2 separate regions of the Homo sapiens genome follow, and region 2 is linked to region 1. The links are chromatin loops, found by intact Hi-C in ENCODE. Cell type or tissue: PC-9. All regions are shown on one strand. Each heading gives the region's core, and the rest is flanking DNA. Links, peaks and the distances in the headings are about the cores only.

The links. Peaks named below come from ENCODE experiments on the same cell type or tissue, not always from the same donor. Only the 100,000 strongest peaks of a DNase experiment are listed, where the experiment ranks them.
Region 2: it touches region 1 in a loop (9-fold over the local background); 2 of 110 quality-filtered maps call a loop at or near these places.

The regions. Positions count from the first base shown.
Region 1 is chr1:159,956,367-159,964,889 of GRCh38, forward strand. It overlaps LINC01133 (long intergenic non-protein coding RNA 1133), which reads left to right and starts at 4,858. Exons shown (of 3, transcript NR_038849.1): 1 at 4,858-5,039. It also overlaps a transcript of SLAMF9 not described here. In PC-9, for the core only: no CTCF peak of the experiment used is centred there; DNase peaks (open chromatin) are centred at 3,275, 4,535 and 4,755; H3K4me3 peaks cover 709 bases; H3K27ac peaks cover 1,591 bases.
Region 2 is chr1:159,897,081-159,905,603 of GRCh38, forward strand. CFAP45 (cilia and flagella associated protein 45) reads right to left here and starts at 3,085. Exons shown (of 12, transcript NM_012337.3): 1 at 3,016-3,085. The coding sequence starts at 3,018. MIR4259 (microRNA 4259) reads right to left here and starts at 2,999; the gene lies at 2,899-2,999. LOC124904435 (a long non-coding RNA gene) reads left to right here and starts at 3,170. Exons shown (of 3, transcript XR_007066679.1): 1 at 3,170-3,733; 2 at 5,707-5,844; 3 at 6,385-6,473. In PC-9, for the core only: no CTCF peak of the experiment used is centred there; DNase peaks (open chromatin) are centred at 3,131, 3,501 and 4,091; H3K4me3 peaks cover 1,609 bases; H3K27ac peaks cover 2,594 bases.

The DNA of each region.
Region 1 (8,523 bases), core at 274-8,273:
GGCTGAGGTGGGAGGATTGTTGAGCCCGGGAGTTTGAGGGTGCAGTGAGCTATGATCATGCCACTGCACTCCAGCAGAGACCACCCAGAATAGAGATGCATCTACTCCCAGCCAGGGGTAAGAGAGAGGGAACCAGCAAAACTTAACCAGCAAAACTGCCCTTAACAGAAAATAGTGCATCCTAGCCATCCTCCAGGCCCACTGAGTGCAAAGCCACTCAGCTAGGTAAGAAGAGTTTTGACACCTCCCCATCCTCCTGGAGTGAGGAAAGCTGAGTAGCGGGTGGTAAGTTGAGAGGGAGCAAAGCAAAACAAAACAAAACAACAACAACAACAAAAAGAAGGAAATGCTACCATTTACAACAACATGGATGAACCTGGAGGACATTATGTTTAGTGAAATAAGCCAGACACAGAAAGACAAATACCACATAAGTTCACTTAATGTGGAATGTATAAAAAGGTTAAACTAGGCCAGGCACGGTGGCTCACACCTGTAATCCCAGCACTTTGGGAGGCCGAGGCGGGGGGATCACAAGGTCAGGAGATCAAGACCATCCTGGCTGACAGGGTGAAACCCCATCTCTACTAAAAAACACAAAAAAGCTTAGCCGGGCGTGGTGGCGGGTGCCTGTAGTCTCAGCTACTCGGGAGGCTGAGGCAGGAGAATGGCGTGAATCCGGGAGGCGGAGGTTGCAGTGAGCCGAGATCGTGCCACTGCACTCCAGCCTGGGAGACAGAGCGAGACTCTGTCTCAAAAAAAAAAAAAAAAGACAAAAAAAAAAAAAAGATTGAACTACAAGTAGAGAGTAGAGTGGTGGTTACCAGAAGCTGTGGGAGGGGTGGGGATTGGAGAAATATTGGTGGAAAGATTTCAAAAGTCAGTCAGATAGGAGGAATAAGTTCAAGAGATCTATCATACCATATGGTGACTACAGTTAATAGCAATGTATTGTATTCTCAAAAATTGCTAAAACAGGCCAGGCACAGTGGCTCACACCTATAATCCCAGCACTTTGGGAGGCCGAAGCGGGTGGATCACGAGGTCAAGAGATCAAGACAATCCTGGCCAACATGGTGAAATCCTGCTTCTACTAAAAATACAAAAATTAGCCAGGTGTGGTGGCGGGCGCCTGTAGTCCCAGCTACTCAGGAGGCTGAGGCAGGAGAATTGCTTGAACCTGGGAGGCGGAGGTTGCAGTCAGCCGAGATCGTGCCACTGCACCCCAGCCTGGCGACAGAGCGAGACTCCATCTAAAAAAAAAATTGCTAAGACAGTAGATTTTCAGTGTTCTTACCACAAAAAAAGATAGTTGTATAAGACAACACTTACGTTAATTAGCTCGATTTAGCCATTTCACAACATATTCATATTTTAAAACAACATGTTGTACACCATAAATAGGTATAAATTTTTGTGAATTAAAAAATAGAAATAAAAAATAAAAGCAAGGAAAGAAAAGAAAACAGGGTCATGAGTATAATGCTCAGAGCTTAAAGGGTGAGAATACCGTTAGATTATCTGAGAAGCAGAAGCTGGAGTTCAGAGATAAAGAGTTTTAATGTGGGGAAAGGCCTGGAAAAGATAAATGGAGAAGGAAGCAGGTGGAGCCAGAAGGGCCTCAGACCTTGATGCGTCTCACAGTCTCAGCTGACTTAGCAGGGAGCTCTGGCACCGACTGCCCGTTAGAGAAGGCCTGTGGTGGGCAGGCATGTCCAGGCACTGGGACTCTAGCTGTGCAAGACTGTCCTGGTGCCAGGACTCTTGCTGTGCACAGCCATGGGCTGGGGCTGCCGGGAACAGCGTAGATCCCGAAGGTGCTGCAGCTAGAGCCTGTCGGTTAACTGCACTTCTTGCAGCCAAAAATGTGTTTACTCTTGAAGGGGGAGCCGAGGCTGCTACAGTGAGTATGCTGATAGCCAGAAGGTAACTGTTCAGATTTATTAAACCTGTCTCCATAAGTAGGCATAAACAGTCCATGATGCCTATTGAGGAGAGGAAAATAATTTCCACCCCACTGAGCTCTCCGAGTCCAGTGTGGAGAAAGTCACTTCTGAGAGCATGATTGTCAAGTCTAATTTTCGTTTCTTCACTTTTTTTTTTTTTTATTAAGAGACAGGGTCTTGCTCTATCACCCAGGCTGGAGTGCAGTGGTGCAATCATGGCTCACTGCAGCCTCAACCTCCTGGGCTCAAGTGATCTTCCCATCTCAGCCTCCCAACTAGCTGGGACTACAGGTGAGCACCACCATGCCCAGCTAAGTTTTTTAATTTTTTTTTATAGAGATGGGATGTGGCTATGTTGCCCAAGCTGGTCTTAAACTCCTGGACTCAGGGGATCCTCCTGCCTCAGCTACCCAAAGTGCTGGGATTACAAGTGTGAGCCACAGTGCCTAGCCAAGTGTAATTTTCATTCTTGCTAATGGATTGTGATTCAAATAGAACTTCAATTTTTTTCTCTCACTGCCCTTTTAATCTTATTCAGTGGGGTAGTCTTCTCTGCCTCAGATGTGAACTCTGGCCTCGGTCTCAGTCCAGAAATGAGTACTGGTCTCGGTTTAGAAATGAGTACTTCCTGTGCCATGTAATATTCAAAATTCCAAACTTACCTTATTATCAAATAATCTCCCTTACCCTGGCTTAGGTCTTCCAGGCTAGAGGCTGGTAGTCGGGGAGGGAGCAGTCTCTGCTCTCTACTATGCTCAGCTTGCCTCTCTGAATCTGTTCTCCTCCTTCCCCTCAACTCTCCTCCCCCAACTCAGGTTTCCTCACTCCAGGAGGATGGAGAGGTTGGGGAGGTGTTAAAACTCTTCTTACCTAGCTGAGTGGCTTTGCACTCTGTGGGCCTCACAGATGGCTAAGATGAACTATTTTTTGTTAAGGGAAGTTTTGCTGGTTAAGTTTCTCTCTTACCACTGGTTCCCTCTCTCTTACCCCTGACCAGGAGGTGGATGCATCTCTATTCTGGGTGGTCCTTTGCAACTCCTTCATCAGCCCCTGGACATCTGGCCACACATCTCATCTCCTCCTCCCCAGAGGCCTGTCCAAATGCCCCTATCGTACAGCACCCAGGACAACCAAGCAGGCTGTGTCTCATGGGTGGCCCTTAGCTACCCATGACAAACATTCCTTGCCCTGGCAGATCCTAGGATCTACAACATGGCACCATACTCCTGGCTCCCTCATGGGAGCCCATTACCGGTTTTAACTCTCCCAGACCTGTCATAGGTGCCTGTCGCCTCTGACTCTCACTTGCGGGGCCACATTCCAAAGCTCCCTAAGCCCTCCCCTTGAAGTCTTCTTTACTTGGCTTGTGGTCAGAGGTGACATCACTATACCCTGGGGAAGAGGTGTGGACTCACAGTAAAGTTCTTTCCAAAGAAGTCTCTTTCTTGATCTCCCTTTCTCAGCCCTCCATCCATAGATGAGGGGGTTCCAAAGGCAGTGACACCAGTTCTCCTTGACTCCCATTGTACGTTCCTCAAGGGCAGATCTCCCTCACATTGCCTTTGATCTCCTGATACCCATCACACTGTCAGCTTAGCGTAGCGTAACTAAGGCAGGAAGAGACCCATTCTAACATCTTGCTTGTAGCAGACACTTAGGGTTCCCTGTAGCACAGCCTGTTTATCCACCTGACTTCTTTATATATATATATATATATTATACTTTAAGTTCTAGAGTACATGTGCACAACGTGCAGGTTTGTTACATATGTATACATGTGCCATGTTGGTGTGCTGCACCCATTAACTCGTCATTTAGCATTAGGTATATCTCCTAATGCTATCCCTCCCCCCTCCCCCCACCCCACAACAGTCCCCGGTGTGTGATGTTCCCCATCCTGTGTCCAAGTGTTCTCATTGTTCAATTCCCACCTATGAGTGAGAACAGGCGGTGTTTGGTTTTTTGTCCTTGCGATAGTTTGCTGAGAATGATGGTTTCCAGCTTCATCCATGTCCCTACAAAGGACATAAACTCATCATTTTTTATGGCTGCATCTACACTGCTGTGTGGGCAGTTTCATGATGGAGTGCCCCATGAAGTTTGCACCTGGGCAGTCTGTTTTTCTGCTTCCAGGCTTTCTCTGATGATCTTTTTTTTTTTTTTTTTCCTTTGAGACGGAGTTTCGATCTGTTGCCAAGGCTTCAGTGCAGTGGTACCATCTCGGCTAACTGCAACCTCCACCTCCCAGGTTCAAGCAATTCTTCCACCTCAGCCTCCCAAGTAGCTGGGATTACAGGCGCATGCTACTACGCCTGGCTAATTTTTGTAGAGACGGGTTTCACCATGTTGGCCAGGCTAGTCTTGAACTCCCGACCTCGTGATCCACCCGCCTTGGCCTCCCAAAGTGCTGGGATTACAGGCATGAGTCACTGCCCCCGGCCACTTCCAGGCTTTCCCTATGACAGTGGAAGGCCACTCAGCCAAGCAACTGGGAAGTATGCAGGTTGGGGGGGTGCAGCTGAGGGAGTGCCATGTTGGTGAGTAAACGTGGATAAATGTTCCAGCCTCCCTGCCCTATTCCATGAGCAATTCTGAGGCATGTTCTCCCTGGTTCCTCAGAGGGATTGGGCCCCAGTTGTCCACAACGGTAATCAACTATTAACACACCCTTTTCTTTGGCTTTCCTCCCTTCCTTGTCTCATTTTCCTCATTCTTTCTTCTTGGATTATCTCCCAGAAAGACGTCCTCCACCCAAGTTTTTATCTAAGGGTGTGCTTTGGAGAGAGACCAAACTATGACATTATTATATATAATAAAGTAGTTGCACCAGTAATGTTTAGACTTTCTCTCTCTTCTTCCTGGATCTTTAGGAGCAATTAAGCCAATGAGAAATCAGACCCACACCCCAATTCTGATGTAACAGCCTTGGGAAAGAGGTTGCAGTGAAAAGCTGGTCCTGCTGTGGTGGAGAGAATGGAGGAAAGATAATAAAAGGCCAAACCTTTGCTCCAACTTTCTCCTTAGCTTCCCTTTGGATCTGGAAAGCTGGGGACCCACACGGCAGAGCCATGGTACTGGAGGAGCCATTAACAAGTAAGTTCCAAATAAATCACCTCCCTCCCGAGGCAATGTGTGTTGAGATCTGCATGTGTCTTCTATCCTATTCTGAGGCCAGCCTGTGCACTTGATATATGGTTTCTTTTTCCTTTCTTTTCTTTTTCTTTTTTAAGTGTCAGTGTTAAAAAGGTGATTATTCAATTGAACCATGAAGGTGGATGGAGAGAACTGTAAGCGTCTGCAAATTGTTGAAGTGCACCCAAAGGAGTCATTGTGAAACAAAGGAGAAAAGAGTGTTCCTCGCAGAGGGAGCAGCCTGTGCAGGATCCTTGGGGTGGGGGAGAGAGCTGGGCACACTGAAGTACAGAAGAAGCCCACACAGGCAGGGCCGAGAGATGGAGGCAGAGAAGAGTGGAGATGAGGCTACAAAGACGGACTGCAGGCCGCTCACTGGGGGCGTATAGACCTGCTGAGTTTATAAGTTATGCACTCAAGAAGTTTACCTTTGGCCGGGCGTGGCGGCTCATGCCTATAATCCCAGCACTTTGGGAGGCGGAGGCGGGCGGATCACAAGGTCAAGAGTTCGAGACCAGCCCGGCCAACATGGTGAAACCCCCGTCTCTACTAAGAATACAAAAATTAGCCCAGCGTGGTGGCACATGCCTATAATGCCAGGTACCTGGGAGGCTGAGGCAGGAGAATTGCTTGAACCCAGGAGCTAGAGGTTTCAGTCAGCCAAGATAGCGCCACTGTACTCCAGCCTGGGGACAGAGCAAGACTCCATCTCAAAAAAAAAAAAGGTTTACCTTTGACGGCAAGGGGAACAGAGGATGGGAGGCAAAGGGAAAACATGGGGTAGAGGGATAATTTTATTGCCAATGATTTCGTTTTAAGAGTGGAGATGAGGCTACAAAGATGGACTGCAGGCGGCTCACTGGGGGTATATAGACCTACTGAGTTTATAAGTTATGCACTCAAGAAGTTTACCTTTGGCCCGGGGCGGCGGTTCACGCCTATAGTCCCAGCACTTTGGGAGGCCGAGGTGGGCGGCGGAGATTTGAACATATTTAAATGCTGACGAGCAGATCCAGTAGGAATAGGGGTTGAAGATTTGGGGAAAAGGTGATGATAATGGAACAAGGCCTCTCCCTGACCCCACCCCACCCCACACACACCCAGAAGACAGGAGGGAACTGAGATTCAGAACCAAGGGAAAGGAACTGACCTTGGATTACAAGATGGGCCTCGGCTATAATGAGAAGAAAATGGGCAGAGATGCAGATAGGTTTGTATGAGACAAGCAGTTAAGGGAAGGCCTGCACAGTGGCTTCGATTTTCTCTGAAGTGGAGTCAAAGTTATCTGCTAAAACTGAAGGTTTACGTGAAAGGCAGGCATTTCAAGAGAATGGAGCAGGTGAGGTAACTGTGTGTTAAGGTTTCTTAGGAAGGTCCTCATGTAAGCCTGTTATCCTGCCCTAATTATTAAGAGTGCCCCCTTTCACTCTCAGAAAGTGCTCTAGTTTGGAGGATAAGTTATGGTTACCCTAGAGCAGAAGCAAAATCTTACTAAAGGAATCATAGTGAAACAGCTAAACTTTAAGAGTTCAAGGCTGCCCTTACCTTTTTGAGTCAACAAATTGCCCTAAAGATTTAGAAGGAGATGGTGGGTGGGCAGTGTCGAAGAGCATGCCTCTGGAACCAAACTACTTGGGTTCCTTCGTCTGCAGAATGGAATACTCACAATACCCGCTTTATAGGGTGGTTGGGAAAATCAGATGAACTAATGGCAGAAAGCATTCGGCATGGAGTTGGCACATGGTGAGGGCTCAATGAATGTGAGTCATGGTTATTACTGAAGGTTGGTTAAGCATAAAGACAGTGGGCTTTGGCATTAGAAAGACCTGGGGCCCCTTGGTAATTGGCCAGGGTCTGTAATTATTGAAGAGAATACACAGGAAGTCTCTAACATAAGACACGAGAATAGGTTTATTCAAGAACGTTAGCTGGCAGCACCAATCAGCCCACAGTCTAAAGAGACAGCAAGCATTGCTGTTGGGAGGTACAACCCAGCTCGGTGTTTTCCATGCCAGTCACCTGTTCACCAGATCAGCCTGTTACATATGAAGAGATGGAACATGCTGGGCTGATCCCCTTAACCACACTGTAAGGGCAACCCATTCCTTGTCTCTCAGGCTTCACACATCTCAGATTGGTTCATGCACATACATACCCTTTCCTCAACTTACCTCTTAAGTACAATGTGTCTGCCCTTCTTTCCTAAAATGGACTCGGCTCATGTTCTTCTTGATTGCATGTCCTGTGACTCCCTGATGCTTATTGATCTCAAAATGTAGGTTTCATACCACCTGCATCATAATCAAGCTGAGAGCTAGTTAAAATGCTTATTTGGGCCAGGCGCAGTGGCTCACACCTGTAATCCCAGCACTTTGGGAGGCCGAGGCGGGCAGATCACGAGGTCAGGAGTTCAAAACCAGCCTGGCCAACATAGTCAAATCCCATCTCTACTAAATATACAAAAAATTAGCTGGGCAAGGTGGCGAGTGCCTGTAATCCCAGCTACTCATGAGGCTGAGGCAGAAGAATCGCTTGAACCTGGGAGGCAGAGGTTGCAGTGAGCAGAGATCACGCCACTACACTCCAGCCTAGGTGACAATGCAAGATTCTGTCTCAAAAAACAAACAAACAAACAAAAAAGACAGAAACACTGATTTGGACCCACTGAGTCATGATGGGAGAAAGCAGAGTGTGGCTTGTGAATCCACCTACTTATCAAGGTCCCCCAGTGATTCTACTCTAAGCTAAAGTTTGGGAATCACTACACTTCACCTGCTCTTCTGTTCTGTTGGAGCAGAGAGGAAGTTCCCCAGCCAGTGATATCTTTTGTTTCCAATCACAAAGGGTTTCTTTCCCCCTAAGTAAAGCCATGAAACAACACTCTGCTTCATTCTTGGTCTGGCCTTTGGAGAATATGAGAGGGGCTCCGGGAGCTTTTAATCTGTTCTCCTGGGCTTTCTGAGGAGCTGTCTCAAGGACTGCCGCAGGGAAGCAGGTGCAAAGCCAGGGAGCTTCAACCACAGAGAGCCTGCTTTTATCTTTTCACACAGGGAGTTCTGATGCAGAACTTGTTTGAAAATGGTGTGCTCTCGCTAAAAGAAAAAAGTTTAGAATCTACGGATCTTGTCCAACCCTTTATTTCACAAATTAAAAACTAAAAAGCAAACAAACAGCAAACAAAAACCAGAGGTTCGGAGTGGTGGAGAGACTCCCTCAAGGTCACAGTTTAACGGCAAACCTGGGGCCAAAACTCGGGTCTCCCGGTGTCTTGTTGGCAGGATTTTACTTGATTAAACAAATTTGAGAAGTAACAAAACTATACCTGGCATATAGAAAGCCCTCAGTGTTATTATTATTGTCATCATCAATAATGTGTATTTGTATTCCTTTGCTGTTATTAATTTGTATTTGAGACTGGAGGCACACAAAGAAAGCACAAAGGAAA
Region 2 (8,523 bases), core at 178-8,177, 59 kb before region 1:
TGGCAAAACCCCATCTCTACAAAAAATATGAAAATTAGCCAGGCACGGTGGCGTACACCTATAGTCCCAGCTACTTGGGAGGCTGAGGCGGAAGGATTGCTTGATCCCGGGAGGCAGAGGTTGCAGTGAGCCAAGGTTGAGCCACTGCACTCCAGCCTGGGTGACAGAGCAAGACACTGTCTCAAAAAATAATAATAATAAAGAAATACATAAGTATTCTTGGCCAGGCATGGTGGCTCACGCCTGTAATCCCAGCACTTTGGGAGGCCAAAGTGGGTGGATCACCTGAGGTCAGGAATTTGAGACCAGCCTGTCCAACATGGTGAAACTCGTCTCTACAAAAAATACAAAAATTAGCTGGGCATGGTGGCACACGCCTGTAGTCCCAGCTACTCAGGAGGCTGAGGCAGGAGAATCGCTTGAACCTGGGAGGTGGAGGTTGCAGTGAGCTGAGATCACGCCACTGCACTCCAGCCTAGGCGACAGAGCAAGACTCCATCTCAAAAAGAAAAAGAAATGTAGAAGTACTCTTGTAAAGATGTTTGTATGGCAGGTATGTGCCCAGAATGTATTACTGAAAGCATGTTCAAAAAAATGTTTAACAGTATGTCAGGAACCTTTACCATCTTAAGATGTTTCTTTATTGAATAATTTCCTGCAATGAGTAGATACCAATTTTATGACCAGAAAAAAAAAACAATAAAACAATTTTTATTTGAAAACAAAGCATAGCAATGGGCCTGGTGCCCGAACTCTGAAAGCAAGAGAGTACAGACCTAAAAAAGAAAACAAACAAACAAACAAACAAAAAAACCATAGCATTATATATTCTGGGATCCAGAATGTTTCACTCAAATTCAGCAAGACAAAGCTGGAATGGGGCTAGAATAGGTCAGTGTGAAGTTTCCCTGATGTAACTTCAACACCTGTCAACTAAACAGGTTGACATGTTCAGGAAAGATATGTCTTTTCCTAGATGTCTTACCCATTCTGAGATCTAGTTCTTCTTTTGCACAGTCTCCGCAGGCTGGCAAATTCAGGCTTCAAACTCTTGGCCTGGTTCTACTTCCCTTTCTGTAGACTTTGGTTACCAAGAAAGGGAGATTCCCATGCACGAGACCCCTTGCCTTTTACTCTGAGTGATCCACGCAATTATCCTCTTTCTTCAATTGGGACCAAGTTGGCCATCTGTAGGATGCCACCAGAAGATAACATCCTAGTCAGTACTGAGGTCCCCATCTCTCCTTCTGCAGGATTTTAATCATTATTTTTGTAAGAGTTCTGGAAGTCTGCCTAATTGTGACCCTCACCACCACTACTATCTCTTCTCATGCCTTTAAATATTCTCCAAACCTAGTGAGTAGCACTATACGTACACGAACACACACAGCTGGCCTGCCAGAGATCACTAACTTAGACCCACTGCTTCTCAAAGGTGTCTATATGCCCAGTCCTGTCCCAGGAATTACAGAGGGGCTCAGTGAGTGAGTCAAACCCCTGCCCTGAGTGGCTCCTGGATGGGGAATCCCTGATCTGGGTGCTCTGAAGCCCACAGGTCTTGCCCAGGTGCAACTTATGCCCTATGAGAGCTTGGAAATAGGAAATTTTTAAAAGAGGACAAAAGGGGAACTAACATTTACCATATGCCCTTAGACACCAGGCATGACAGTAGGTGTTCACATACATACATACGCCACTGTGTTTGTAAGGTGCTGAGAGAAGATGGGACACTGAATCAAATAGAATACATAAGTGAAAGGGGACGCTCCCCCACCCCAATTACAACACTGCAGGGAGTCCTCGAAAGTCAGGAACTGCTCTTTGTTGGAGACTTATTTAATAATTAACAAAATTCTTCTGAGGTCCACTGAGCCCCAGAAAAGCAATGCAGCCCCTGGGCCTGAAGTCTGTCCACAAGTACATCCAAGTAGCAACCTTTGCCACCTGTTGTGCCCCAGACATTCTAGGTCAGTTCCAATAACCCAAGACTCCAACACTTATCATCTGCCCTTCCCCTCCCCTCTGGGACCAACACACTCAAGCCCAGGCATCCCCTTCATGGTTCCTCCCAGGCTTTGCTGGCCTTCTCAGCCCTCAGTACCCTGACAGCCCTCCCCATCCCAGCAAACCCCAGGCTGCCAGTCCTGTCCCAATCTCTCTCCCGGGCCTTGCAAACCTGAGACCCTCCTCACTCACTCACTCATTTATTCATTCATTCATTCACTGCCAAATATTTATTGACTAACTACTGAGGGATACAAAGCCCTGCTAACAGAAGAAAAACCTGAGGCTCGGGCACATTAGATGACTTACCCACAGTCACCTTGCTAGTTAGTGGCAAAACAGGTACCACGACCCATTATCTGGCCTCCTCACCAGTGCTTTTTTTTTTTTTTTTTTTTTTTGAGACGGAGTCTCGCTGTGTCGCCCAGGCTGGAGTGCAGTGGCGCGATCTCGGCTCACTGCAAGCTCCGCCTCCCGGGTTCACGCCATTCTCCTGCCTCAGCCTCCCGAGTAGCTGGGACTACAGGCGCCCGCCACCACGCCCGGCTAATTTTTTGTATTTTTAGTAGAGGCGGGGTTTCACTGTGTTAGCCAGGATGGTCTCGATCTCCTGACCTCATGATCCGCCCGCCTCTGCCTCCCAAAGTGCTGGGATTACAGGCGTAAGCCACCGCGCCCGGCCCACCAGTGCTTTTTCCCACACCACATCCACAATCTTTGGTCCACAGAGGCCCCGCTGTAATGGCAACGGGGAGAGGGTTGGGGCATCCCTTTCTCCCCAACTCCTCCGCTCAGCGCGCTCCACATTTCCAATCGTTATCGATGCTATCCCTAATTCCTCTTTTGAACCCACCTCAGGATCTCCCTTGCTTCTTCTAGAGGTGTTCTCCTTACTCCTGGGCCCTCCTGACCCCTAGACCCAACTGTGACCTCCCCTAGGCCCCCACTTTCCCCACTCAGAGCCCCCACCCAATTCAGGACACAAGGGGCCCATCTGAGGTTCTCCCTCACCATCTCCTCAGCCACACGCCCTGACTCCGGACTTCTGCTGCCGCCTCGGCGCCGCCAAGGCCCTAGTGTTGACGCGTTACCTTGGCAACCACTAGCCCGCGTTCTTCGGCTCAGGCCCCGCCCCCGGCCCCGCCCCTCCCACCTCCAGCGGGCAGTTGCCTTGTGCTGGTGGCTTAGGAACCGGAGCCCGTCGCTCCAACCGTTGCAGCTCCACGCTCCAGCCCAACCGCGGCTCTGAAGGATTGACCCGCCCTGGCGTGCCCTGCTCTCCACTTTGGCTTTGGCCAAACTTTTCGGTCAGAACCCGAACCTAAAGAACTTACTATGGGCCGAGGGGGTTCTAACTGTCAGCGGCCCCAGGAGCCTGGCCCAGGGTCACAGTTTTCCCCTGGGACTTCACCTAGGTTGCTATGATTACTCTTGCCCCATTGCCCAGGAGGCGCCAAGCCAACCCCTGATGAGTGTAGTCTGCAGAGAAGCCAGCAGGATCAGGACAAACCAGTTCCACAGCAGGAGAGAATCTGGTCGGGTCAACAAAGAACTTCCAGCCCTGAGGATGTCTATGCAGTCTCAAGAGCAGTTTCTTAAATTGCGGGCCTCAAATCTGCAGCTAAGAATCACCTGGGAGAGTTTATTAAAAATGGAGGCCCTACATTAGAATAAGTCAAAAGCTAAGGAACTGACTTTGGGGAGCTTGTCTTTTAACACTTCCTAGCTGGTATGTATTGTTCTAGAAAGTACATAGGGGTTTTGTCATTTTTTCCAATTTGGTTTGGCCTCTCTACCTCCCAACTTGCAGGGCTGGCACTGAGCTCACTTTGGTAGGCTGCATGCTCCAAGCCTCACGAAGCTGTCCCACCAGACCAAGGACATTTGTCTTCCTCCAGTGCTGATTAGCTGATTAGCTAAGCTCTTGGTGTGACTCTGTGAGTCTCTGAGCTGCTTTCTCAAACCTCTCTCCAAACCCTCACAGCCAGTCTTTCTGAAGCTCTTACTCCAACTTGGGCACTGAAGGCTATTCACAAGCCCCGGGGGAATGGAAAGAGGGAGACAAGGTCACTTCTTGCTGCTTTTAAAAGGACTTACTCCAACAGGCTTCACATTCCTTCCCTAGATTTCCCAGCCTTTATCTCCTTTGGGATCAAGAGTACAAAATTGTGTCCCCTGCCCAGTCCCACCAAGTGTTGAAGGCTTAATCAGAGGGAGAAGGGAAGGCCTGAAGAGGAGGAGCACAGTCCCTGGGAGGCTTGGGACTGAGAGAAGGGGCTGTTTTGTTCGTGGGAACCTTCCTTACTAAGCCTTGGCATTAGAACCCCGTTCCCTGCAGCTCAGAAAGAAGGGAAGACAAGTAACCGGCCCACTGTGAATAAGGTGCTTCCTGTATTCACCCCATTCTCCCAGGCACATCTGCATGACATAGTTACTATCCGTGTAACCAAAGAGGAAACAAGCCAAGAAAAAACTGTCCAAATTGAAAATCTATTCTTTTCTCAGCCCAGGGTAACTCTCTGAAGAAAAGGTGCAAAGTTGAGGCAGAAAGGGCTGGGCGCGGTGGCTCATGCCTGTAATCCCAGCACTTTGGGAGGCCAAGGTGGGCAGATCACGAGGTCAGGAGTTCGAGACCAGCCTGGCCGACATAGTGAAACCCCGTCTCTACTAAAAATACAAAAAATTAGCCGGGGGTGGTGGCAGGCACCTGTAATCCCAGCTACTCAGGAGGCTCAGGCAGGAGAATCACTTGAAGCCAGGAGGGGGAGATTGCAGTGAGCCAAGATCACTCCAGCCCAGGCAACAATGCAAGACTCTGTCTCAAAGAAAAATTAAAAAAGTTATGGCAGGAAGGAGGGAATGACAGAGTGCAGTGTAAGGGACTTGCCTCCCAGCAGGCAATTACATGCCTGTAATCCCAGTACTTTGGGAGCCCAAGGCAGGAGGATTGCTTACATCCAGGAGTTTGAGACCAGCCTGGGCAACATAGGGAGATCCCATCTCTACAAAAAATCAAAAATTAGCCAGGCATAGTGGTACATGCCAGTGGTCCCAGCTACTTGGGAGGCTGCACTAGGAGGGTCACTTGAGCCTCGGAGGTTGAGGCTGCTCTGAGCCATGATCGTGCCAATGCACCCAGCCTGGGTGACAAGAGTGAGACCCTGTCTTGAAAAATAAAATAAATAAAATACAATAAAAATTTATCTCAAAGCTAACAATGCTTAAGCTTCAGGCCTCTCATTTACGTAAGCACATGTCAAGGCTCAGAGAAGAACCCTTGGCCATGTGTCTACAGGCATACCTTGGAGATACTGCAGATTAGGCTTCAGAGCACTGCAATAAAACTAATATCACAATACAATGTGAGCAACACAAATTATTTGGTTTCCCAGTGCATAGGAAAGTTACATTTGCACTATACTGTAGTCTATCAGGTGTGCAATGGCATTATGTCTAAAAAAATGTGCATACCTTAATTTAAATATACTTTGTTGCTAAAAAGTGCTAACAATCATCTGAGTCTTCAGAGAGAGTCATCATCTTTCTGCTGGTGGAGGGTCTTGCCTCAGTGTTAATGGCTGCTAACTGATGAGGGTAGCACTTGCTGAAAGCAGAGGTGGCTGCAGCAGTTTCTTACAATATGACAACAGTGAAGGTTGCCACATCAGTTGACTCTTCCTTTCTTTTTTATTTTTTTTTCAGATGGAGTTTCACTCTTGTTGCCCAAGCTGAAGTGCAATGATGCGATCTCGGCTTACTGCAACCTCTGCCTCTCGGGTTCAAGATATTCTTCTGCCTCAGCCTCCAGAGTAGCTGGGATTAGGTGCACCACCACACCAAGTTAGTTTTGTATTTGTTTGTTTGTTTTTGAGACGGAGTTTTGCTCTTGTTGCCCAGGCTGGAGTGCAATGGCACAATCTCCGCTCACTACAACCTCTGCCTCCCGGGTTCAAGAGATTCTCCTGCCTCAGCCTCCCAAGTAGCTGGGATTACAGGCATGCAGCACCACGCCCAGCTAATTTTGTGTTTTTAGTAGAGACCGGGTTTCTCCATGTTGGTCAGGCTGGTCTCAAACTCCCAACCTCAGGTGATCCGCCCGCCTCCGCCTCCCAAAGTTCTGGGATTACAAGCGTGAGCCACGGCGCCCAGCCGACTCTTTCTTTCATGAAAGATTTCTCTGTAGGATGTAATGCTGTTTCATAGCATTTTACCCACAATAGAACTTCTTTCAAACTTGGCATCAGTCCTCTCAAGCCCCGCCGCTGCTGTATCCTCTAAGTTTATGGAATATTCTAAATTCTTTTTTGTCATTTCAATAATGATTACAGTGTCTTCACCATGAGTAAACTCTTTTCTGTTTGTTTGTTTGTTGTTTTAAAGCTCCATCGTCAATGGAATAGGAGTAGATTCTACCCCCTAAGAAACAACTCCTCACCATTCCAGTTTTATCATGAGATTGCAGCAATTTGATCACAACTTCAGGTTCCATTTCTGATTCTAGCTCTCTTGCTATTTCCACTATGTCTGCAATTACTTCCTACACTGAAGTCCTGAACCCCTCAAAGTCATCCATGAGAGTTGGAATCACCTTCCTCCAGACTCCTGTTAATCTCAATGTTTTGATCTTTTCTCATGAATCATGAATGTTCTTAATGGCACCTGGAATAGCAAATCTTTTTCAGAAGGTTTTCAATTTACTTTGACCAGATTCATCAGAAAAATCATTATCTATGGTAGTTATAGCCTTACAAAATGTATTTCTTAAATAATAAGACTTGAGATTGGAAATTACTTCTTGATCCATGGGCTACAAAATGGATATTGTGTTAGCAGAAATGAAAACAATATTGCTCTTCTACTACATCTCCATCAGAGTCTTTGGGTGACTAGATGCATTGTCAATGAGCAGTAATATTCTGAAAGGAATCATTTTTTCTGGGCAGTAGGTCTCAACAGTGGGCTTAAAATATTCAGTAAACCATGCTGTAAACAAATGTGCTGTCATCCCTGCTTTGTTGGGCCATTGATGGAGCACAGGCAGAACCAATTTAGTATAATTCTGAAGGGCCTTAGGATTTTTGGAATGATAAGTAAGCATTGCTTTCAACTTAAAGGAACCAGCTGGCTGGGTGCGGTGACTCACGCCTGTAATCCCAGCACTTTGGGAGGCCTAGGCGGGCAGATCATTTGAAGTCAGGAGCTTGAGACCAGCCTGGCCAGCATGGTGAAACCCTATCTCTGCTAAAAATACAAAAAAAAAAAAAATCAGCTGGGCATGGTGACATGTGCCTGTAATCCCAGCTACTTGAGGCATGAGAATCACTTGAACCCATGAGGCAGAAGTTGCAGTGAGCTGAGATTGTGCCGCTGCACTCCAGCCTGTGTGACAGAGTGAGACCCTATCTCAGAAAAATAAAAAATAAAAAAATAAAGGAACCGGCTGTGTTAACCCCTAACAAGAAAGTCAGCCATCCCTTTGAAGTTTTGAAGCATTGACTTCTCTCTAGCCATGAAAGTCCTAGATGGCATATTCTTCTGTAGAAGGCTGTTTCATCTACATTCAAAATCTGTTAGTGTAGCCATCTTCATCAATTGTCTTAGCTAGATCTTCTGGACAACTTGCTTCAGGTTCTGCATCAACACTTGCTGCTTCACCTTGCACTTTTATGTTATGGAGATAACCTCTTTCCTGAACCAACCTCGGCTCGCTTCAAACTTTTTTCTTCCTCACTTCTCTCACCCTTCATAGAATTGAAGAGAGTTAGGGCCTTGCTCTTGACCAGGTGGACTTTTTTTTTTTTTTTTTTTGAGTTGGAGTCTCATCTGTCGCCCAGGCTGGAGTGCAGTGGCGCAATCTCAGCTCACTACAAGCTCCGCCTCCTGGGTTCATGACATTCTCCTGCCTCAGCCTCTCGAGTACCTGGGACTACAGGCATCCGCCACCACGTCTGGCTAATTTTTTTGTATTTTTAGTGGAGACGGGGTTTCACCGTGTTAGCCAGGATGGTCTCAATCTCCTGACCTTGTGATCTGCCCGCCTCAGCCTCCCAAAGTGCTAGGATTACAGGCATGAGCCACAGCGCCCGGCCCAACTAGGTGGACTTAAGGGAATGTTGTGGCTGGTGTGGTCTTCTATCCAGAGCACTAAAACTTTCTCCATATCAGAAATAAGGCTGGTTTTTTTTGCTTATCATTCATGTGTTCACTGTAATAGCACTTTTAATGTCCTTCAAGAACATTTCTTTTGTATTTGCGACTTGGCTAACTGGCATGAGAGGCCTAGCTTTCAGATTATCTTAGCTTTTGATGTGCCTTCCTTGCTGAGCTTAATCATTTCCAGCTTTTGATATTTTTTTTTCAAAGAGAGACAGGGTCTTGCTGCATAGCCCAGGCTGGACTCCAGCTCCTTGGCTCAAGCTATCCTCCTGCCTCAGCTCTTGAGGAGCTGGTACTATAGGCATGCCTTCTCACCTGGATCAGCCTTGGATTTAAAGTGAGAGACAGCAACTCTTCCTTTCA